Linked DNA regions of Homo sapiens: regions 1 and 3 are each linked to region 2. A link is an interaction called in ENCODE POLR2A ChIA-PET data of the cell type or tissue named here. Cell type or tissue: HepG2. All regions are shown on one strand.

Region 1 (8,000 bases), 63 kb before region 2:
CCAATATAATAAATCACAGAATTATCAGCAGTACTTATGACACAAATAAATAACAAAGGTATTTTCATATAACTTTGTAGCAGTTGCAGATATCTTAAAAAAAATCATTTCTTCTCATCACTACTTAAGAACTATAGTAATTATTACATGTGCTGCTAGATCTTTTTATTTACTGTAATAAAAAGGCACCTGTTACTACATGTCTAATCAGCTTTTTTAATGTATAGATATTTATATTTTATTATCAGTAGTTTCCTTTGAAATCCAATGCACCTTGTATTAAATACTCTAAAACACTGAGAAAGGGCATAGGCCTCATCAAAATGACAGAGGGTTCCATGGCACAAAGTGGTGAAAAATCTCTGGTCCAGGGAGAGACCAACAGGGCCACCACGGTCTTTGCTTGCCAGGTGAGCTTCTGCCAGCAGGTTTGAGAGGCAGAGGGAAGGAGTGGCTGGGGCTGCTGAGGGCAGTAATTAGCAGTAGCTCAGGAGATCTGCCTGTCCAACGAGGCCAGGTTCCCACCTATGCGAGGCGAGGCGAGGTGAGGCCAGGCGAGGGTGTTGAGAAGATGCTGGGCCGGTTTCTGGGCTGTGGTTGGGTCTGATCAATTATTAACCTATAGCCTGGGGCCAGTCCCCATCACATGCTGCGTGAGCTGGTGTTCTACAAGCTGCTCAGCTCCCTACCAGCCAGGCCCAGACCCATTAAGACAGGGATAGTGGTAGCTTTGGGGTGCAACAGGGAACAAAGAGAGCTGGTGTAGCAGACTAGGCAGGGGGTCTGGGAGGCTGGAGTCCCTGGGTTCTTGTCCTGGTCCCAGTACTTTCTTCTCATGTGACCCCAAGTAAGGCTCCATCCTCGCCAGGCCTCCACTTCCTTTTTTAACAAGAAGGGGTCACACTGTGCTCACTACTCTAGGATTCTAGTAAGTGGCCAAATGCAAGCCATGTTAGGGGTCTGAGTCCTGAGGGAGACTGTTTAGTTTGCTCAGTTCTTCCAACCAGTGTTTGTCTTCTTGAGGCTACCTGTCCCTGTAAGACTTTGAGGACAGCTATGGCCCTTCTCCCCAGAAAAATGTGCACATACTCATATATAATCTTGCATCTAATTTTAAGGGTTCATGGATCCCCCCACTCAAAGCCCGTTCTTGGGCCTAAAGGTGAAGACTGGCTGTTTCAGCCCCAGTTCACTAATTCTGGGCTTCCAGGAATGTGGGCTCCCTGGGGAATGCACTGAGTTTCTGCTAAAATCCCAACTCTGCCATTTAATGAGCTTCACAGTAGCAGGTAGTTGATGAACCTTTGTGAATTTGCATTTTCTCACCTGTGAAGTTCTATCCCTTGGCCCTGCAAACATGGTCTCAGTCTCAGAGCGCCCCATGCACCTGCCTGAAGGACAGCTGCTCAGCACTGACATGGTAAGTCCTGATGATCCCCTACCAGCCTATACAGTCCCGAAGAGTGGGTTGCCCAGAGGGACTGGCTCACAGGCACTGGAATGCACTCTGTGATGCTCTGGAGCAGGTTCATCTGCCTTGACGTGCTGAGGAAGCTACCTGCTATGCTGAGAGCACAGGGGTCTGGGGAAAAACAAGAGGCTTCTTCCCTCCCCTCAGACATTCGTGTTGTCCTGCCCCTGGCCTGGATGGCAACCTAAGGAGTGAGGGTATCTAGCCAGACCTGCAGAAAAAGCAACCAAAGCACCGATGTGGGCTGTGCTGAGAGATAGCAGGGAGCAGGCCTCGGGAAGCACCTGGGGAATGTGCTCAGCTGAGGATGGGTGTGGGCTGGGAGTGGGGTCTGAGGGCACCTCCCGATGATTCCCATGTAATGGGGGCCCATCATGACCAGGCCCTGTGCCAGGTGCTCTCATTTCTTATCTTCAATCCTCAAAAAAGCCATGTGAAGCAGGCACTTTCCTCACACTCAAAATGAGGAAACTAACACTCAGAGAGCTCAAATAACCTGTGTAAGGTCACAGAGCTTGTCTGCAGGAGATTCAGGACTTAAACCTGGCACCAAACCACCTTAAGGCAAAGTAACATACCTGCTGGAAAATGTCTGTTGGTGGGCAGGGTGGCATTGTGGGAAAGGCACAGGCTTTGGGGGTCCTGTAGACAGGGATTCAAATCTGTGTGACCTTGGGCAAGTTACCTATCTTCTCTAAGACTTGAGGTTTCCCATCTGTAAATGGGAACTATCACACCACCTCCCACTGAATCTTGCTGAATCTTCATGCATGCTGAGGGGTAGAGCACTTGATCTGGGACCCAAAAGATAGATGTGGAAAGGTGCTGTGGGGCAGCATGTGTAAGAGTTACTCTTATTCCCTCACCCCTGTAGAGCAGGGCTCCTGCTCTACCTCTTTTGGGGAAGTGGACACTGCCTGCCCACCTGCCCTCCCTCTAAGGCCCAGCTTACCCAGTACAAGGAAGGACAGGACCCACTGGAGCACTGAGATGACCTGTAGCTGCTTTTCCACCTTGGACCTATTGAGCCAGGTGACAGAGAAGAGGTCCTGGAGGGCGGAGAGGATGCTGGATCCAGTGCCTACAGCAGAGGGAAGATGTCAGTCCACTGTCACCCTTCTCTCCAGTCATGGGGTCCCCAGTACAAACCTCACCTCCCACAGGTACCCTTCTAGATATGAGAAGAGCATCAGCTATAGAATCAGACAGACCTGGGTTCAGATCCTAGCCCTCCACCTCATGGCTTTGTAACTCTGGGCTGTCTGCATGCTCCCCTGTGCCCTGGTTTCTATAGATACACAATGGGAATGGTATCGCACTCGGGGTCATTTTGGAGACCACATGAAGTATCTAAAGAGGCTAGTCCAAGGGCTAGGCCTTGGGAAGTCTCTCATAATTGCCAGTTCTCTCCCATCCCCTCCACCCCAGTCAAACTCCTGTCCCTTATCTGAATCTAGTACAAATATTTAATTTTGCTATCTGTCTGTGAGGCCAAGGACAGAGGTTCAACATCCAATTTGCAATGGTTTTTTTTCTCCAAGTGTACTTTGAGCATCCCCAATCCCTGCTCTGCCTTCTGTATGTCCCAGACTAATACCCCTTCTCCAAGGAGCTGAACCCTCTTGCCCCCACCCCCAACACCACTGATTCCCCACACCACTACCACTTTCAGAGAGATGTAAATGTTCAGCCTCATCTCAGTGCCCAAAGCGTGGGGCCCAGAAAGGAGTAAGGTGGGAGCCTTTGCTTCCCCAAAGGGCCCAGTAGCCAGTGAGCTTCAGGCAGCCTGAAGGACACTGAGGGCTGTAATTATGTTCACTATCAATCAAGTGCCAAGCCTGGAAGTTAGGACGAGATGTGCCCACTTAATTGGCTTGGTGCCCCTAGGATGACACCCTGGACTCCAGCAGCTGATGGGCAGTAGGGACAGGAAGCCTGGTGACTGCAGGAGACAGCACTGGGGAAGAGCATGGGTGAAGGTTCCTCACCCATACCCCATTCCTTCCGGCAGCTGAAGAAGTGGGCCACCTCAAACCCCTCTTTGCTGAACCCCCACTACATGCCCTTTGCTCAACACATCTTCACCAAGCACCTACTGTGTGCCCATTAAATATTCCTTCATACCATCTGCTCTGTGAAAGACCCAGAGCACAGATGAGTTAGTCACAATCTTGTCCTTGAGGGTCTCATGACCTTTCAACTGAGCCTACAAGCTGGGAGCAGGGAGAAAGACGGATTTAGGGGCCTACACTCAAGCCTTTGCTTTTCTTCAAAATCTGCAAAGCAACAAAGCCACAGCAGAGTTTAGAAAGATATCTACCCTTATGAGCTGAAAGTTAACAACTGCTTTGACTTTTAGGAGGAAGGAAGGAAATGCTAGGCCTCAAGATGGCCCCTTTCCCTGGTGTGATGCATCAGAGGGAAAGGGCTTAGTTTAGCAGAAGAGTCAAACCTAGGTTCAGACTTTGGTTCTACTCACTATGTGACCCCAGGCAAGCTTGCAGGGTTCACTGCCACATCCTCAGTGCACAAATTGGGTGTTCAGTAGCATCTAATAACACCACTGGCATAACTGGGGTGGAGGCGGCAGGATGTGAACTCACAAAAGCAAATAAAGAGGCTGGGCCATAGAGCCATTCCAGAGGTCTGCCTCATAATTGCTCCTTCGCCCCCTTTACAAAAATCCTACCTTCATAGGACTTTCCCACCTCCAGACTTGCCCAGCAACCCATCTTAGAGCCTGAGAGCCCTCTGGGGTCATCCAGTATAGCCTAATTGGACAGCCAGGGAGACTGGGGACCAGAGACAGGCACTGACTAGCCCAGGGCTACCCAGGCAGTAGGCGGCAGAGCCAGGACTGAAACCCAGCATTCCTGACCCTGCTTAGAGGACCTCCCCTTTCCCCAGAGCAGCTCTGAGTGCAAAGGCTCTGTACACAGGACACAGTCGGAGGGTCATGCTCAGGGCCTGGTCAACCTGCCCAGCAGTGGGACCTGGCCAGATGAGTTCATCACATGCTTATCCTTGAGGGTCTCATAACCTTTCACCTTCACCTACAAGTGGGACAGGACTGGGTGAGTATATAAGGGAGGGAAGTGAAGTCCAAGCACAGGCTTGAACCCTTGATCCAAGGGCTGGGGCTGGACAAGTCATCTTCCAGCAGCTGGCTCTGCCTCCTGAGCCATGCTGGATGAAGTGAAGCAGGAGCCATGGCCACCGGAGGCTGGTTAAGTGGCAGGTGAGTTCCTGTTCCATCTGAGGCAGGCTGGATGCCCTGGCTAGACAGAAGACAAAATGTACTCTAGCACTTTCCTACTCAAAGCGTGGTCTGGGAACAGCAGCATCAGCATCACCTGGGAGCGGGTTAGAAATGCAGGACTTTGGGCTCCAGACTGGATTTACTGAATCAAAATCTGCATTTTAACAAGATCCCCAGGTGATTAAGTCTGAGAAACACCACTATAAATGCTTCAGTCCAAACACTCAGGTAGGGGCTGGGGTGAGACACAGCACCGGGGAACACCACCTTCTATTTGGCAGGAAAAAAAGGCAAAGCATGCCTTCTCGTGGCTGACTTGCTTCCCGTTGCAGACAGGCCCCTGAAGCCAGTGGTTTGAGGGGTGCGTAGGGAAGAGGCATGCTGGGAGTCAACTTATCTAGCTCCCTACCTTGACGCCAGGGCCAGCCCCCATGCAGCTTGGAGGAGGAGTATAGAAATTTCACTGATGACATATCCCCAACTGAAACAACTGAGAAGACCTAAAAATTCTTCATCGTGCCTAATCCAAATCTCTCTGCTAAGCTTATTAGGTGTCTTAAAATTAGGTAAAGTCATAGCGCAGGAAACGCACGCCATCTTGTTCAACCCTCACCCCGTTATACAGACTGGAAATTGAGGGCCTGCGGGAGTCTCCCAAGTCCCGCAGCAAGGTGGGTCTGCAGGCTCAGGCTTTTCCCACACTGCTGGTTCGGTTCTCACCCTGCCTTATCCAGCCCCAACTACCGCCCACAGCTCGCTCTGCCAACAAGTGGGAAATGCAGTCTACCAAGTGAACCCTCACTTCCCATCTGCCTGGGCAACTGTACCGGGACTGCTGCAAGGTGGTGAGCTCTAAGTCCCAAATACCAAATGGCAAGTGCTTCCGTGGGCGTTAGAGTTGGGAGGCTCCTGGAGAGGGAAGCTGGGAGGACTGCACCTCTGCTTTCTCAGGCCCAGGCCCTCTCAGGCAATCCCAACCTGGCTGACCATGGAGGCCGTGGCCTGGGAGCTGGCCTGGCCATGGATGCTGAACCCCGGGCCAGTGGGAGCCCCCAGTCCACCTCAGAAATATTCTAGGCAGAGGCCCTTCCCTGCTTTGCTTACCTGATGATTCCCTGATAATGAGATAAAGCAATACATCCTTCAAAACCCAGAGATGGTGATAAGGCAGCAGTCTTCCAGGAAGCCTTTGGAAAGAGAAGGCCTTTCCTTCTCTGGGATGATAAACACTAAGGTCTATGCAGGCCTGGAATTGCCAGGGGCTATCTTGCCACCCACAGAAATAACCTATTTGAAGATAAAGTCAGACCCGCACAATGGAGAAACAAAAGAGCATCCTCCTCAGGGTTCCCACAGCCTCTGGCCTTGTTCTAACTGCTGATTACAAGCTGATTCTCCATCACACTGGAAGCTGCCCGAAGGCCAGGCCTGGGTCTGATCCATATCTGGATCCCCAGTGCCCTGTCAGGCCAGCCCCAAGGAGGTGCTCTGGCCACTCTTCAGGCCCCCGGAGTTCCCTCCATGCAGGGCTGAGTGAAAGGTATGATGCACAAGAGGCCCATAAAGCTTTGGGAGACCCTCCATGCCCTTGCACAGGCACTTGGACTCCTGTGAGTTTGGCACCAACACCCTATTTTGATGGTGATACCGGGTCAAGGTCACTCAGCCAGATGCTGGCAAAGCTGAACCCAATTCAGGCCCAACCTTCAGGCCTGCATCTGCTCCGATGTTGCATGTCCCCAAGTTCCTTCTCTCTGCTCCCCACAACAAAGCAGGGGGCAGTGGTGGGGAGCTGGAAGGGGAAGGGGAGAAATGAATGATCTGTTTTCCTTCAGAGGGGTGGGTCAGGAGCAGGCATCTTCTACAGCAGGTAGAGTGGCAGCAGGACTTGGGTTTCTAGACCCAGCTCTGCCACCAACTCCCATGCTAAGTCTCCTCACCTCTCTGGGCTTCAGTTTCCCCATCTATGAAATGGGGGTAAGGAGGGTGAAGTCTGTGATCTCTGGCACCCACCCTCCTGAGGACTCCTGTCAGGGTATTTGGGACCTAGAGCTTACCATCTTGCAGTAGTTCTGGTACCGTTGCTCAGGCAGATGGGAAGTGAGGGTTCAGTTGGGCACCCCCAAAACACTGCCAGTCCTTGCCACCTGGCTGTCAGTACTTCCTCTGCCCCAGCTGTGGCTGGGAGGAGTCCAGCAGAAGCTGGTGGGGATGCCGATGCTGCAATCAGATGCCACCACATGCCACCACCTTCACACCCAGTCTGACTGTTCCTGACTCCTGGGTGGGGCCACCAGGGAGCCTCAGCATCCAGCCAAGTCCCTGCTCCTATCTGCCCCCTCACCACATCTGCACTCTCTCTGCACACTCCCACAGCACCAATGTCACTTTACTTGGCCATCCCACTGCCAGTGACGCATGGGTGCCAGGACTTGGTACCTGATTCATCTGTGGTAAGAGGGGCTCATAGAGGTTTACTGCATAGCTGAGCAAATCCATAAGCAAATCCAGAGCAGCCTCAGAGGCAGCTATAGGCCTGGATGCCCAAGTTAGACTGGGCTGCCTGGCAGGAGGCAAAACCAGCCCCATCACTGAGGACTGACCCCAGAGATGGGGGATGAGCCTCTTTTGCCCTCCCTAGGTACAAGTTTCTCCACCTATAAAGGGAACACAACCCTGCTACCTACAGATGTCTCTGTTTTATGGGGGCAGATGAGACAGGCTGTAGGGGAAGATTCCCAACAGAAGACTCAAATGGCTGCTCCCAGGCAGCACTTGCTTTACACACAGCTCATTTGCTCCTACCTTTGGGGAAGGCAGAGGGAGTAGAGCTGCCAGAGAGGCCCAGAGCAGCTCTTTTACCACCCGGAAAGCAATCCCCTTCTCCTGCGCCTATGTGGGGCTTCACCGTCCCACAGCACTCTCTGGGAAGGTAGGCAAGGGGAGAACTGGCAATCCTGTTTCACAGAGAAGGAAACTGAGGTGAGGTGAAGCCCAAAGAGGCAAAATCACTTGCTTGAGGTCAGGGTGTGGGAGCCAGGACTTAAAGAAGGTATTCAGGCTCCCAGTCCCTCATCATCTCTACAATGCTACGCTGTTGAGCGCTGGCCCCACCAAACACGCCAGCCCACACCTGGACTTCAGGAACATATCCTGGCAAAGGAGAGCTCCCTCCTCTGCCCATATCATGCTCAAAGTCTCATGTGGATGTTCTAGTGAGACTGGATTCCACCCCCGCAACCCATGTGCTTTCAAGCAGTTCTCAGACCC
Region 2 (8,000 bases):
TGGAACAGAGGAGATGCTCTGGAAAGGGTATAGCATGAAGGAAGGAAGGAATGAGCCCAATGGATGAGGCTGGTACAGCCTCAGAAGGAAGGCTCCCTGACCCCAATCCTATCCTGGCATGTCACCAGGGTTCCACTAGTGGGAAAAAGAACCTTGAGTCAGGAGACCCCGGTTCTGCCGCTGGCTCATCACATGACCATTGCCAAGCCCCTGTCCCCTCTGTGGCTCAATTATTTCTGTCCCACAGGACACTGATAACGCCTCCCTGGCAGGGTTGCTACAGGGTTCAAGGGGGGTAAACAAAGAAGAGGGGAGGTTTGTGAAGTGCTGTGGTCTGTCTCCCTCCCTCAGTTCTGTTAGGCGAGGGGAGTGTGACTAAGCGAAGATAGATGGCTGTCTGGGGAAAATCCTGCCTGGGTGCATGCCCTGGCAGGCTGGGTGTGCAGTAGGCAGTGGGGCCTGGAGAAGGGCACAGCCAGGTTACTAGGCTCTGGGGGCTGCTATTGCTTTTAGTTGATATAATTTATGCACCATAAAATGCATCCGTTTAAAGTATGACATTCAGGGTTTCAGTATATTTAAAAGGTGTGGGATAGGTGTGGTGGCTCACACCTCTAATCTCAGCATTTTGGGAGGCCAAGCAGCCTGGCAACACAGTGAGACTCCATCTCTACAAACATTTTTTTAAAAGTTGTGGTGGTGCGTGTCTGTAGTCCAAGCTACTTGGGAGGCTGAGGCAGGAGGATTGCTTGAGCCCAGGAATGAGGATCCCTACTGTCTCTTCACCCCATGATCCCTGCGGGGCCTGGGCAGTAAAGGCGTGTGGGAGGGTGGGAGGGTCTATGGAAAGAGCGTCTACAGGCCACAGCCCCACCCCACAGGCCCAGCTTAGGACATAGTCAAAATGAACATCATCTCGCCCTCTGCTGGCCACTCAGTGGCATTGTCACCCTCGGCAGATGGTGCTGCAAAGGGCCTGCGGTGAGGAAGGATCCTGGAAAAAAAAACAAAAAACAAAACAGTGCACAGAGCCAGGTGCAGTGTCTGACACCTGTAATCCCAGCACTTTGGGAGGCTAAGGTGGGCGGTCAGGAGTTCGAGACCAGCCTGGCCAACATGGTGAAATCCCGTCTCTACTAAAAAAATACAAATCAGCCGGGAGTGGTGGCGGGCACCTGTAATCCCAGCTACTCAGGAGGCTGAGGCAGGAGAATCGCTTGAACCTGGGAGGTGGAGGTTGCAGTGAGCCGAGATCACGCCACTGCATTCCAGACTGGGCAACAAAAGTGAAACTCCGTCTCGAAAAAAACAAAAACAAAACCAAAACAAAGAAACAAAAAGATGCACATAGAATTTCTGCAAATCGAGGCCTGTGTCCCACCAGTGTCAACAGTACTAAGGTTGAGATATCCTCCTCAAAAGCCACCTGGCTGGGGAAGGAGCAGGAAGGACGGACGTTGATAGGGTAGGCGCAGAGCTGCCTCAGCATTTCTGCCAGACCTGCAAATGGAAATGCTCCAGGTGCAAAGAGGGCCAGATGCTGTCCTTTGAGGCCATTGGGCTGGCTGAAGACACCCCGGGAGAACTTTCAGGTGAGCAGTCCCAGTCCTGCGGAATGTCCTCCAATGGCCTCCACCCTCTGACCTGAGGGCCTCCCCAGCCTCCTCTGCAGGCCTGCCTTCTGCTTTAGCCGCGCTGAATGTCAGGCTGTGGCTCAGAACTCACCCTGCGGCAAGTGTCTGGGCCTGTGCTTGTGTGTTTGCCTTTTCAGGCTGCTTTTCCTTTCCCCCCCGGTGAGCTTGGGATTCAGCTCAAGAGTGGGAAGTGAGACCAGAGCCAGAACCTCTGAAGCTCTCCCGGAGGCCAGAGCCTGCTTCAGGTTTTCTTTGGCTTGGTCCCTGATGTCACACACACGTCCCCAGGCTGGCCACAGCACACTTTCCCAGGGAAACTCTGACCTTCCTGGCACAGAAGAGGAAGCCCAGGCTGGAGAGAGGAGAGGCAGGAAAGGGAGGTGAATCTCAAAGTGCAGAGGTCCTGGGGTGGGGATGAGGACTCTGCCTCTGACACGTCCATGACTGCTCCCAGAACTCAGCAAGCCCTAAGTTTCTTTGCTGACAAGACCCAGGAGTGGGCCCTGCAGGAAACACATATGAGGTGCAGGGGAAACTGCCCCCATCCTGAGCCCCCCAGGCTAGACCATGTTCCGCCTTACCACATCTACCACCCTTCGTGAGCACGGCAGTCTCTGCCAGCCGCTGCCCGCTGTCTGCCCAGCACCCCCATTGCCCTTTGCCCTGGAGGCCCTGCTCACTGCAGTGCTAGAGGCTCCTGCATTCCAGCTGTGGCTCAGCCTTTGCTAGTCCTTCTTGGGCCCCTGGACTCTCAGAAGGGAGCAAGGCAGGAACCCCAACCACCCTGCGTTCCCATAATTCAGACAAGTTGCTTAACTTTGGTGGGTTTGTTTCCTCTACCCCTCCCCCTTTGCAAGCTGGAGACCTTGTTTCTGATGGGACAGGAAGAGGTAGGGTTCCCAGGCGGGGTGGGAGAAGTTACGTAGGTGTGGAGGTCAGAGCAGCAGGGCTTGGGCTCTCAGAGTCCTCCCCAGACTCGAGGTCACGACCACACTTCCTCAGAGTCCCACTGCCGAGGTAAAATAATACTAGCTACCTGTTTACTGAAAACCTACAAAGTGCTAGCCAGGCACAGTGGCTCACACCTGTAATCCCAGCACTTTGGGAGGCTAAGGTGGGCAGATCACCTAAGGTCGGGAGTTCGAGACCAGCCTGACCAACATGGAGAAACCCCGTCTCTACTAAAAATACAAAAATTAGCCAGGTGTGGTGGCCGGCACCTGTAGCCCCAGCTACACGGGAGGCTGAGGTAGGAGAATTGCTTGAACCTGGGAGGTGGAGGTTGCAATGAGCTGAGATCGTGCCATTGCACTCCAGCCTGGGTGACAGAGCGAGACTCCATCTCAAAAAAAAAAGAAAACCTACAAAGTGCTTTACTTGCTTTGTCTCATTGAATCTACACAACCCAGTGAGGTATGTGTCATTATCCCCATTTTACATATGAGGAAACTGAGGCTCAGAGAGACCAACTTACCTACGATCATACAGCTGATATGGTATGGGGCAGACTTGGGATCAGAATCTAGTCTGCCTGTCTCCACGGGCCATATCTTACCCCTTTCTTCTCTCCTGCTTCCAGAGGAGGGCCAACTGCCCCTGCCTGTCCCTTCTCTGCGTCCCCACTGCCTTCCCCATCCTATCCCTTCTGGCCAATAAACCATCACTGCCTGGCTGCATAGATCAAGGCTTTAAATTGCCTGGGATTCCGTTGAAGGAGCCGAAAGATCTGCTCACTCAAATCCAGGGATCTGCTCTGCTCTGGACACAACTTCAAGTCCAGGGCCCAGCGTCCACAATGACCACGAGGTGACAGGAGTCGGAAAGCCAGAGATTTGAAGGCATGCAGAGGAGGAGGAATCAGTGTACTTACTAGATACATGGGGAGACTGAGCCTCAGAACAGGATAAAGCTTTGCCCAAAGATATACCACATGCCAGAGTTAGGGTCAGGGTAGGATCTGAGAACAATTCAGGGCTCTCTCCTCTGTCCCTTTGCCCACAGTCAGTGTACACACTTGGAAATCTGTAAAAGAACTTGCTGTGTGACCTTGGTGACATTTCCTCCATCTCTGGGTGTCAGCCTCCTCTTCTGATGAATGTTAAGTGTGAGGCTAGATGGTCCTTAGAACCTGTAAGTTTATTACCTTCACTCCCAAGCCTGGGCTGCTGATGGGTTTGTGCCTTTAAGATACATAGGCATGCCTCACACCATATAACCCACAGAACTCCTTCAAATGCTGGACATCCATCAATCCACATATTGGCCCCGCATCCCTGCAGATGCGAAACCATGATCGGAGAGAAGCTGGACTCTTCTCTAGGTCACATAGTAGCGGAAGCCCTAGCTCCTGCCTCCCAGCCCAGTACCCTCCTCAGTGCATGCAGGGCCATATTCTCCCATGGAGACGTCGGCACTCTGGCCCTGACCACACCCCAGCCAACTCCCTCCCCAACCCCAACCAGCCTCAATACTCACCGAGATGGGGAAATAGTCCTTCATGTACTTCCATATAGTCCAGCACCTGATGGCCTGGATGTGCCGGCCCCCCTGCCGTGGCTTGTCTCGGTCCAGATACCACCAGGCCGCATACAGGACAGTGAGGAGCCAGAATCTTGTAAACAGGAGGGCTATGAAGCCCACAGTGCAGATCTCGGCTGGGGAGGGAAGAAGGAGCTGTCAGGGACAGGGGTCTGAGAGGAAGGCAGGTGAGATTGCTCAGACTGAACTCTGCCCATAGGCCTGGCACTAGCAGCACTGTCCTGTCCAATCCTCGGGCCCAGGAGGAAGACAGCAGCTTCCGGGGCATTCAAAGAGGAGACAAAGTCCCTGAGAGGGACTACGGCCAGCCCAGTGTCACTGGGAGCACGCGTTGAGCCTAGGTAGGCCTAACTCCAAAGCTCACTTTCTCCCACTGCACCAGGCCGCCTAATTCACTCCATCCCCTGCCTGTCCTCCTTCTCCCCAGGAGAGTTGTTTGTACTCATTAAGTGCTCAATCAATGGGGACAACTGGTTGGATAAACTGTTCTAGTTTCCATCTTTTGGGATCTCAGAGCAAAGGGAGACCCTTTCCTGCTCTCTTTCTGTTCATCCTCTGCCCCATTTTCCCAGAGATAAATCCAGCCAGGTGCCTCCCCTTATTCAAGCCCTTCATGACTTCCCCATAACTTTGGGCACAGTCCAAGTAGCTCAGCCTGGCCTCCAGGAGCCCCAGAGCTGGCCCTGTCCCTCCCGCTCCTGCCTCTTGTCTGTGGCCACTCTGAACTACACAGTGTTCCCAAACCTGCTGAGCTCTGATTCCTTTGCCTTCAGTGACCAGTGACGTTTGTTGTTGAAAGGAGGGAGGGAGGAAGAGGCCAGCCCCTGGCCGCCCCATAATCAGGGGTGCATCAGGGCTAAGACCAGGCCTAGTGTGGAATTCCCCTCTGACTGATGGTTTCTCAGCCCTTACTGGAGGCAAATCCTTGATTGTTTGGCTCATCTGTGCAAAGGGGGTATACAGGAATGTGTAAAATGTCTAAAAACCCTTAGAACAGAGACACAGCTCAACCAGAAGGGATGCTAGGGCAGGGTCCTGGAGGGCCTGCTTTGCCAAGGGGGAGTTTTTTCACTACAGAATTGTGGGGGAGTTTCTGAGGAAGTACGTGTGTGTGTGTGTGTGTGTGAGAGAGAGAGAGAGAAAGAGAGATGGCTACTGAGCAATGTGTTCAGAGTGTGTCAATATTTTAACAACCAGGAGAGTGGTATCTGTGTACAGGCTGAACCTCAGCCCTGGAAGCAGCAGTTCCTACCTTGTCTGGTGCCAGCAGATGAAAGGAAAAACCCCACGGACTCCTAGTCATTCTCCCTTCCCAAGCCACAGATCCAGACCCTCCTAGAAAATGTTACCTTTGGCAGAGCTATTGTTTGGGCAAGGGTGATCTCTCTGGCCACAAATCAGTGGTGGGGTGGGTAAGGGGCCATGCTCATGCCCTCCAGTGTGAGCCCAGCCCAGGGTCCAGGCCAGGTCTGTGCCAAGCAGAGGTCAGCACATTTCTTCATTTCCTTCACAATAGCCCTGCAAGGCCAGCATTGTTGTCCCCGTTCTGCAGATGGTGAAGTCGAGGCTTGGAGAGGTCAGGCATGGGCTGGCTAAAGTCAGTTGCCCAGCTGAGTCTGACTCCGGGTTTCCTGGTACCCAGCATGCCCACTCCACAGTCCACTCTCAGTCTGCACCTTCTCCCCACCCTTCTTTTCTTTCCCTGTTTCTCTCACTTACCCTACTACCAGCCCCAGTTTCCTCCTCCCTGAGCGCACAGAAGGAAATCTCTCCTCTCTGAGCAGGCTGCAGAGCCCAGAACTTTCCCGTCATCGCCCAGAGGCTTTCCCACACCACTTGGCAGCCTGCAGACTGGTCTTCATCCAAGTGCCAAAGGAGAACCCACAGTGCAAGCCAGGAAGAGTAAGTAACCTGCCCAGAGCAGCAGACGGTGACTTCTACCCCACTCCACCCCCAAGAAGCCTCTGGGCAGGCCCAGGAGTTCTCTCTGGGCAGGGGCTCTGAGCGCAACAAAGCCCCCTTTAGGATAAATGTCTTGCCACCATCAATGTGCTGTGTGCACCTGGTGTGGCTGCTCTGCCCCACCTGAGTGCGGTGGTCTCCCGTCTTACAGTGCAGCCCAACTTACCCAGTGCCAAGAAGGAGAAGACAAACTGTAGGACAGCAAGTGTCTGCAGCCTGCGCTCCCACGGCATAAACAAGGGCGCGAACTCTACCATGCTGGCGGGTCAGCCTGGCTCCCGCAGGTTCTGTGAGCTCTGCTGTGGTCTGAGGCACCCACAGGTTTTTGTTCCCTCCCCAGGTTGTAGAAGCTGGCAGGGAGAGTGCCACACCCAGCCCAGCCCAGCCCAGCCCCAAGGCCTCCTTGCCCCTGCTGAGGCAGGAAATTCTATCCTACAAGAAACCTTTGAATCTACCTGCTGGAGCCTGGCTAAGGAAGGAGGAAGAGAAGGGGTTGTATAGCCTTTATCAACTTTCTCAGGCAATGCCTTATCTGCATGGCTGCCTTTCCCCAATTGCTTAAATCTTGTCCTTCCTATAACTAGGCAGGTGAAGCCCCAAGCATATGCAATCTCACCCCCTTCCCACCTATTCAATGACCTGGCCCCAAGGTCAATGGATAGGATAACCTTGTCCTGTCCATTGTTCCCCCTCCACACATATGCTGTACTAACTCCCACCTAAAAATCCCCACCCACACTGTGTCCTCCACCTCCTGCCCCATTTTTCTGCTCACTCACACAGCAAACTCTCGGAAGAGCTATCTTTCATGCCTTCCTGTCCTCACCTCCCATCTGTGGTACCACAAATGGTGGTCCACACTTCAGGTATCACCCTTCCACAAAACTGCCCTTGGCAAGTTCCCTAGTGACCTCCATGATGTTAAATCCAGTAATCAATTCTCAGATCTCATCCTGACCTATTGGCAGCATTAGATATGGTTGATCATTCCCGTTTCTTTGAAACCACTTGGCCTTTGGACACTATGCTCTCCCAGTTTTCTTCCTAGCTCTCTGGCTGCTCCCTTTGTGCCTCTCGTCTTTCACCAGGCCAGCTGTTCGAGTCCCCCTCCTCCACTCCATCCTCGGGACTTCTCTTTTCTCTCCAGTTTCTGCTCTCTGAGATCTCATCCAGGCTCACACCTTGCATTGTATTTACACAGCAAAGACTTCCAAATCTGCATCTGCAGCTCTGCTCCCTGGGGCTCTAAACTTGAATCTCTAGGTGGCTCCTTGACATCTTCACTTGAATGCCTGATAGGCACCTCCATCGTAGCATGTCTAAAGGTGAACTTGATTCCCTCCCCCACCTCCCTTCTGCCCCACTGACTCCTCCTCTGCTCTTTCCCATCTCAGTAAAGGGTAATGCCATTTACCCAGTTGCTCAGGCCAAAACCTGAGTCACACTAGATCCCTTCTGTTCTTCTCCATCCACCTCTACCAGTCACCATGTCCTATCAGTTCTTCTAAGTCCCTCCTTTTAAATGTCAACTTCAAATTGACGTATACCATACATACGGAAAAATGCACAAATCCTAAGCGGACAGAGAAATGTCTTTTCACAAAGTGAAAGTTATCACCACTCTGATCGACAAACAGAACTTACCTAGCACCCCTTCTGGCCTTGCCAGTCACTGCTCTCCTCCCTGTAGCTCAGCACCATCCTCATCTCTGTTCTTGAACTTTATGAAAACTGAATCATTTAGTGTATACTCTTTTGAGACATCATATGTGCCTGTATTGCCTTTGTTTTCATTGCTGTATAGCATTCCATTGTGTGAATATGCCACAAAGTGTCCATTTGGACGCTGACAGGCATTTGGGCTGT
Region 3 (8,000 bases), 72 kb before region 2:
TCCTGGTGGTCAGCAGGTTGTGTGTCTTCACCAGCTGCAAGGATGACCTTGGGTCAGAGGAAACTGGCTGGGAGAGGGATACCGGGGCATACCCGGAGGGTAGGGAGGGATTGGATGTGTCATTTCCCCTGGACCTCCATGGGCCTGAGGGCTGCAATGAATCTCCACACCTTACCTCAGACTCTCATCCCCAGGGCCACAGTGCTGGTGTTGGGCAGTCACCATTTGCACTGTGGGTCTCTGGGAAGGGGTGGGCAATGTTTGCCCTTGTTCCTCTCAGTCTTCAGCCATGCACACAGCAGCTCTTCTTTGCACTCTGCCAGCCTCCTGCCTTCCCTCCCTCTGGGCCCATCCTTTTCGCAACAGCCAGAGTGATTATTCTAAAACTCAAATCCAACCCTTGTCACTCTTAGACTGGAGAGTGTGTCTGGCTTCATGTGAGTAAAGTCCAAGTTCCTGAGTTTGGCAACCGGGGCCTTGGCTGCAAGCTCTGCCCCCACTGTCAGTCTCTCCAAACTGTGAGCTCCTTGGAGGTAGGGTTTACTTGGCCCTGTGCTCTGTGGGCTCCTCCACAGCTCACAGAATGAGACAGGCAGCCCACCTCCTACTCCCCTGGCCTGGAAAAGGGACACTGCAGCTGGCCCAAATGGAAACTTTCCCACAGTCAGCTGGGCTCAGTTCAGGTTCTAAGGCAGGAAGGACAAGACAGGACAAGCGACAGCCCTGTGCCAGCCAGCCTGGGGTAGAGGTTAGTTGTAAGGCTGCAGCAGCTGAGGACCTGACCTGTGGTACTAAGGACACTGGGATGCTCTAAACGATGATTGGCTTCCTCAGGGCCCACCTCCTGCCCTGGGGCTGGTGCTTGAAGGGGTGGGTGATGCAGTGTCCCTAAACCCTGAGTCATGAGAGGCAAAGCCTGTGACACCTACCCTGTGTTACAAGGAATGTGATGGGGGTGGAAGAGGCTGAGAGAGACAATGAGTAAGGGTATTCTGCTCATAAAAACATCATTTTTATTCTGATTAGAAAAATAATAGGGCCAGGCATGGTGGCTCATGCCTGTTATCCCAACACTTTGGGAGGCCAAGGTGGGAGGATTGCTTCAGCTCAGGAGTTTGAGACCAGCCTGGGCAACATGGTGAAACGCTTATCTCTACAAAAATACAGAAATTAACTGGGCATGGTGGCACGCACCTGTGGTCCCAGCTACTCAGGAGGCTGAGGTGGAAAGATGGCTTGAGCCCAGGAGGCAGAGGCTGCAGTAAACCGAGATTGCACCACTGCACTCAAGCCTGAGTGACAGAGTGAGAAGAAAGGAAAGAAGGAAAGGAAGAAAGGAGAGAAGGGAGAGGAGAGGAGAGGGGAGAGGAACGGAGGAGAGGGCAGAGGAACGGAGGAGAGGGGAGAGGAACGGAGGAGGGGGAGGGGAGGGGAGGGGAGGGGAGAGGGAAAAGAAGAGAAACTCCTAGAGAATTTTAAAAATATAGGAAAGCAAAAAGAAAATTTAAAAAATCCATAATATTTCCATCCAGATAAAACCATCTGACGCATTGAGTCCTTTTTCTACTCAAAAATATACATGCTCTTTTTCAAAACCCACAAAATTGAGGTTATATGGGTTGATATCATTTTTATATCATTTTCTACCAAACATACAGCTATCTGTCCTTATCAAAATCCCTCAGTTCCATATCTTCTCGTGGCTGCATTTGTATTCTACAGCACAGCTCTCATGCATGTAACAGCACTGACTCAAACCCTGATTGATGGACATTTTAAAAGCTTCCAAAATTTCCCTCTTAGAAGTAATGCTTCAATAAATACCTTATCTTTGTCCACATATCTGATTGCTTTTGTGAAACAAACTTCTAGAAATACAATTCCTGGATAACAAGGAATGAACACGTTGGTCTTTTTGGCTGCCCTGCCTCAAAAGAGGTGACATCAATGACACTCCCACCTGAGTGCTGCAAAGTGCCCCTTCCCTGCACTGGTGCCAGCTGGAAGCAGAGTCACTGGCCACCAGCAGAATGTCAAGAGCCCAGGTTTTCTGTGACTCCAGATTTGGGAGCCTCCTGGCAGAGCTGAAGGACTTGTGTGCAGCTCTGGGGGAGAGGGTGCTGGTGGCTGGCCTTGGAAAATTGAAATGCAAATCTTCAGGTGACAGAGGGGATGGAAAAGGCTGGCTGGCACCACTCCCAGCTCTGACGCTGCCAGTCTGTGCAAATGTGAGCAAGACTCCCTCACTCTCATCCCCACTGCTTGGGGCACTGATGCTCTTTCTCCCGCTTTGCCCTTGGCAAACAGATTAAAGTTGCTCAAAAACCAAACCAACTCTCAGCTACTCCCCAAATAAATGGGAAACAGCAGCAGTCTAATCCATAGCTAGTGGGGCTCGGGGCAGCGAGCAGATCTCAAAATCTCGTTTACATGAGCTCTGTTAAGATTGCTGTTCCAATGTTTTGCCTAACAAGCAGGTCTGCCCACCAAGTTAGCTCTCAGTGAAGCTGGAATTAAAAAGTTCCTTGTGCTAGTTTTGATGAAAAAGGCAGGCAGGCATTGAGGGAAGAGCTGGGGCAGCCAATACCAGGTGGGAAACTTGGAAACTTGCTCCTGAGCTGATGGCCAGGCCTGGGATAGTTACCCTGGCAGGTGACCATCACGCCGTGCAGCATCTTTTTGTCCCCTTCCTATGGCTCCCCCGACCTTCCCACTGGGCCGATAACCAGGAACCCACAGCACTGCATGGGCTGGCAGAGCCCTGAAAGGTCTAAGCCATTCCTTGGATGACGGGGGGAAGCTGAGGCCTAGAAAAGGGAGCTGCAATTCCCCTGTGGAGGTCACAGCAAATTATCCTGCACATCTGGAGCAGGCCAGTCGCTGCACTTTTCCCTGGGCTGCTGGATGAAGATGTGTCACCCAGTGGGCCCCAGGTGGCTCTTTAAATCATTTCCTCCCTCCCCAAGGCTCTGATGGGACATTTGGTTGAATGAGGTGCCTTGGGACACAGTGCAAGTCAATGCCCTTGCTGTAGGACCCAGAAGAATGTAGGCATCTGACCAGCTCTGATCTGTTTTCATGTCACACTCCCCTCCCCCAGGGCTGGAGAGAATGTCCGTTCTGGAAGGAGGGGAAGGATACCGCCAATGAAGGTTCTGTTGACATGCCTGCTCTTGTGTCCTCTTGCTGCCTGTTTCCCGTGGCAAAGTCCCAGCCCAACACGATGCCCAGGCCCGGCCTGCTCGCTAATGTCAGTCTGGGACACATTCCTATCAAGTCACTCTTTATACCCTCCCTCCCAGGAGAGGCAAGGTGCTCAGATAGGCTTGTCCCACCACAGCAGTGCATAGAGGAAAAAATTCAGACCCACAGAAGAGCAAAGGCTTGCTTAAGTTTACACAGCACGGCATGGTGATGGTGAAAGTAACACAGGAGTAAGACCATGGGCCCCAAAGCAGACAGCCCTGGTTCCTACACTAGTCCTGCTACTACTTAAGCTTTGTGACCTTGGGATAGTCCCTCCTCTCTGTGCCTCAGTAAGCCTATCAGTGAAATGAGGCAGATGGACAGGTGATTCTAAGCTTAGAGAGAGTGTTTCCTAGTCTCCTCTCCAAGGATTCTGCCTACACTTTGGGGAGAGGTGATGTGGGGCACTGTCTGCTCCTCTTCCAGGTGGCTGGTGGTCTCGGTGGCTGTTGCTAACACAAGAACCCCACCTGTGCCAACAGAAGGGATACACTCTGGGCCAGATGAGCTGTTCTGGCAGCAAAGACCAGAGTCCCACCAGGAAGGGAGTAGGTGGGCGGGTGGGTACAGCGGCAGATCTTCATTACATGATTACTGGCAAGAGGCCAGGAAAAGGGGGTGGGACAGGAGGGTCACACACACCCCCATAGAGTGTCAGACCTGATGTCAGATCACCAAGGCCAAGTGAAGGGGAGATTGAGGCCCAGAGGGAGAGAGGCAGGCTCAGCCTAAGCCCCGGGTTGATCAGCCTAAGCCCCGGGTTGAGGCTCAACACCCCAGCCTGCCTCGGGCCCAGTTTGGCTTTTGTCCTAGTGCCCCAGGGAGCCCTCACAGGGCCAGGTTGTATGTGCCCTAAGGCTCCAACTCCCAGCTGACTTCTTGGAACAGAGATGTGAGAAGGACACAGGGGTTTGTTTGGTTCTTTTGGAAGGGTGGAGATCAGATAGCAAAGGACACCTGCCTGTCCCAGGTCTGACCAACAATCATCAGGTCATCCTGTTCTAAGTGGATGGGGCTACTGGCCTCCTGGAGACTTCCAGAGGACCAGGCCACAGTGGCAACAGAGAACACTGGAGCCTGGCCCCTGAGGTGAGAGAGAAAGCAGAAAGAACAGTCTATCATCACTCCCACCCAATCAGAACTGATTACTTTTCATCATACAGACAGCTCCATTTTGCAGATGAGGCTCAGCAGGCTTGAGAAAGTCTGCCCATGGCCCCATGGCAGAAAGTGACAAAGTCTATCAGGATGCAATAGACACCCCAAGGGCAGGGCTGACTTGTGTCCCCATGCCCAGCACAGCCCTGCACTGGACAGGGAGCAATGGTGGCAGGTTAATAAATGGAGTGACAGGGCAGGAACTTAAACTGAGATCTCCAGCAGCAACGGGGGAGAGGGAGACCCAGGAAGCTGGAATCAATCCAATGGGGAAATCCAGGGATTGAATCTCTCCCAGAGAAACAGGCAGTAGGAAATCAGTGGAAAAGAACCTGGGCCCTGAATTCAATAAGCCTGGATGGTGGTTGCAATGTTGCCATCATACTAGACTATGCAGCCTGGACAAGTCCTGCCCATCTCTGAGGCTCAGTTTCTTTACCTCCAAAATTAGAGGGTTGGGTCCTATGATGCAACTTTCTCCCAACAAAAACAGCTTCAAATTTTCTGCAGTTAGAGAGATGGGGTCAGGAAAAGGAGAAGGAACGCTGACCCTGAGGAGCAGGAAGGTCCCGGGAAGACTGGGCTTAGGCTAAGGATGAGCAGAAGGAGCTGGCCCTGCCACCCCCAAAATACCGAATGCAGTGAAGGATGCAGGGTTACCCAGCCACTGCCCCCAGGCAACACACCAGGATCTCAGTCACTGACTCACAACAGCAAATATACACCACCCTGCACCCTGCACAGAACTCTTTCACATTCACGTGCTGCCTCCACTCTTCAGCACCCCTACCTTCTGCAGGGTACTCAGCAGCTAGGGTGTGCTGGAGCTGGGGTGTGGAGTGAGCTGGCCAGACAGGTCTTTCCCCTGTGGGGAAAACCTTCAGGATCCTGCCAGAGTTATCCTCAATTCACCAGGATTGCCCACATGCATCAGGGCCAGATGGCTGTGCCTCACCAGCCCAGCTTGCAGACCAGGCAGGGGCCAGACAGAGCTGAGACTGAAAGCCAAACTGAGCCACCATTTCCCTGTCAGGACCTCAGGGCTGGCCCAAAGAAGATGGATACTCAGAAGAGCAGTGGGGTCCCCAGCACAGCCAGTGACACAGTAGAAAGGAAATGAAGAGACCAACTTGGTCTAAACTTGCTTCCCTGTGGGTGGGTTAAGGCCTGAGTTCAGATTTCCCATCCATTCCCACCCTCCCAAAACAACACTCACAGCACTTTACCTGGATGGGAAAGTAGTCTCGAAAGTAGCGCCACACAGCCCAGTTTCGGACCCACTGTGACCTCCTGCCACCTTCCAGGGAATAAAATACAGAGTTGGTGGGGGTGGGGGTACATTTGGGCAAGGCAGACAAGACAGGGCCAGTGTGAAACCCAAGCAGGTGACCATCACCCCATGCACCATGCCCCCTTCCCATCAGGCCCCTTTCCACATTCATTCCTTCATGTTATGCAAACCCTCGACTGAGTGTGAACTCTTGTCAGGACCAGAACAGTGCCCTTTGAGGGGCTTTTAACCTCCCCCCAAAAGGACTAGTCCAGTGCTTTTCACAAAGTGGGTGTTAAAAGAAACAGCACTCAGGATGAGGCCCTTCAGCTTGTGCAGGGGGAAGAGCATCCCTAGAATGAGAGGTGGGGCAAGGGAGGCCTTGCACTTACCTTTCTTGGGTGTGTTCCAGTCAAACACCAGCCAAGTGAAGTAGAGCACAGCGATGAGCCAGCAATCAGTGCAGAATATGTACATGAGGATGGCACTGCAGGCCACTCCTGGGGGGCAGATGGCCACAGGTCAGGTCCTACTGGGCTTCATCTCCCCTCTGGGCCATGGTGGATGGAGTGAGTGTTTACTGTGGCACTAAGCTAGGCACACCCAGGGCCATGGGCATGGGGCCCACAAACCCTGAGAAATAGCTACAGGAATGTTCAGCCCAGGTAGGAGCAGATTCCTGGGACAAGAGGAGCCTCATCTCCCAGACTCTGATGGACTGTCCTGGCATCGAGGGGCCCATGGGCTCCATGTTATCTGGACAGGAGCACCAAAGGAGATAGGCTTCAGCTTCTTGTGAAGCTGCTCTTACTGTCCCCTCCTTGTGTGCGCCCCCATGCCAGCACCCAGCCCAGACACTGTGGATAAGGGGAGGGAACACCTACCCAGTGCCTCTGCATCTCAAGACTGGGGCTGAGCCACTGTCTCAAGTGTAAGGCAGGGTGACTTTGCCCCATTTTAGAGATAAGAACACTGAGGCTCAAGGGGGAGATAACTTGCCCAAGGTCACCCAGCAGGACAGTGGCAGAGCCAGGATTCAAACACAGGTCTGACTCTACAGTCCGTTCTCTGTATTAGGCTTTAGAAATTCACCAAAGTCCCAGACCATCACTAGAGGGACCGGAGAGGGGACACTTGCCCAGGAGGAGGGCTGGCTCCCTTCCAACATAACGGCAATCCAGGAAGTCCCAGGCCAAAGCGCAGAGCCCATCAGCCTCCCTGTCTTCAAAAACTTCAGCAGCCAGGCACAGTGGCTCACACCCGTAATCCCAGCACTTTGGGAAGCTGAGGTGGTGGACTGCTTGAGCTCAGAAATTCAAGACCAGCCTGGGCAACATAGCGAGACTCCATCTCTACAAAAAAATTTAAAAAATTAGCTGGGCAAGGTGGCATGTGCCTGTAGTCCCAGCTACTCAGGAGGCTGAGATGGGAAGACTCCTTAAGCCAGGAGTTTGAAGCTGCAGTGAGCCATGATCGCGCCACTACACTGCAACCTGGGCAACAGAGGGAATCTCTGTCTCAAAAGTAAAAAAAAAAAAACCCTAACAGCACACTTGGAAGACTTGCCTGGGGGCTGGCTTCCACTGGTCACCATGTTCTGGGCCTGTAGGTCATAAGAGAGACTAATCTAGCCTGGCACAGAAAGGAAGGAGAGCTTGTGCCATGCCTGCTTTATCTCATGGCTCGCCACTAGCTGCCCTCAGCAGGGCTTCTCTCTTTCCATTTTTTACCCAACCTTTAAGGCCTATCTCAGACCTCAGCTCTTCAAGAAGTGTTCCCCAATATCATACTATCTACATATCATCTCTTGCCTGTGAATTTCCCACACTGGGTGGGGAGGCATCTTCTTTGGTCCTTGGCATTCAGCACAAGGGCAAGGGCAGCAGGTACTCATGTTTGGTGGGAGAAGCATGGACTCCTTCTAGGACTTTTTCCACTGCCCAAGAAGGGAGGCCAACCCTTGCTGTGTGCCCATTCCCTGGTGGTCCCAGGTGCTGTAGGCTGCCTGGCTCTGGATGTCATGCTCTCTTCTCACCATGTTGAGCCTCCTTTGGTTTCCCATGGGAGAAGATAAGGCTGGATGTAGACTCTCCATGAGCCTAAAGGGAGGGAAATGGTAGCCCCTTGTTGCCCCCCAATCTAGCCCTGTTCTAGACTCCTGAGCCAGCCTCTCCCCAGGGTAGCTAAAAACAGGGTACAACTCTCTTGTTGGGAGGAACAGTGAATACAGAGTGACGAGATGTCCAATTTTTCAGGACCAGCTTAGGGGTGTGACATCGCAGAAGGGAAGACAAGTTTCTAGGGAAGCATGTGCAGCCTACAAGAG

The links. Peaks named below come from ENCODE experiments on the same cell type or tissue, not always from the same donor. Only the 100,000 strongest peaks of a DNase experiment are listed, where the experiment ranks them.
Region 1: POLR2A ChIA-PET joins it to region 2 with 22 read pairs; 4 of 35 experiments call an interaction of 5 or more read pairs at or near these places.
Region 3: POLR2A ChIA-PET joins it to region 2 with 10 read pairs; 3 of 35 experiments call an interaction of 5 or more read pairs at or near these places.

Annotation. Positions count from the first base shown.
Region 1 is chr11:75,779,170-75,787,169 of GRCh38, reverse strand. It overlaps DGAT2 (diacylglycerol O-acyltransferase 2), which reads right to left. Exons shown (of 8, transcript NM_032564.5): 2 at 2,424-2,552. Among named protein-coding and RNA genes, the nearest start is that of DGAT2, 14 kb to the right of the region's middle. RefSeq lists a silencer at 432-726 and an enhancer at 5,192-5,758. In HepG2, no CTCF peak of the experiment used is centred here; DNase peaks (open chromatin) are centred at 629, 2,909, 4,039 and 4,379.
Region 2 is chr11:75,716,280-75,724,279 of GRCh38, reverse strand. It overlaps MOGAT2 (monoacylglycerol O-acyltransferase 2), which reads right to left and starts at 6,442. Exons shown (of 6, transcript NM_025098.4): 1 at 6,301-6,442; 2 at 4,110-4,288. The coding sequence starts at 6,391. It overlaps LOC105369392 (a long non-coding RNA gene), which reads left to right and starts at 5,995. Exons shown (of 3, transcript XR_950316.4): 1 at 5,995-6,074. In HepG2, a CTCF peak has its summit at 930 (motif pointing left); DNase peaks (open chromatin) are centred at 899, 2,349, 4,429, 5,389 and 2 weaker places; H3K4me3 peaks cover 3,604 bases.
Region 3 is chr11:75,788,362-75,796,361 of GRCh38, reverse strand. It overlaps DGAT2 (diacylglycerol O-acyltransferase 2), which reads right to left. Exons shown (of 8, transcript NM_032564.5): 3 at 6,067-6,174; 4 at 5,631-5,701; 5 at 1-34. Among named protein-coding and RNA genes, the nearest start is that of UVRAG-DT, 22 kb to the left of the region's middle. In HepG2, no CTCF peak of the experiment used is centred here; DNase peaks (open chromatin) are centred at 381 and 3,191.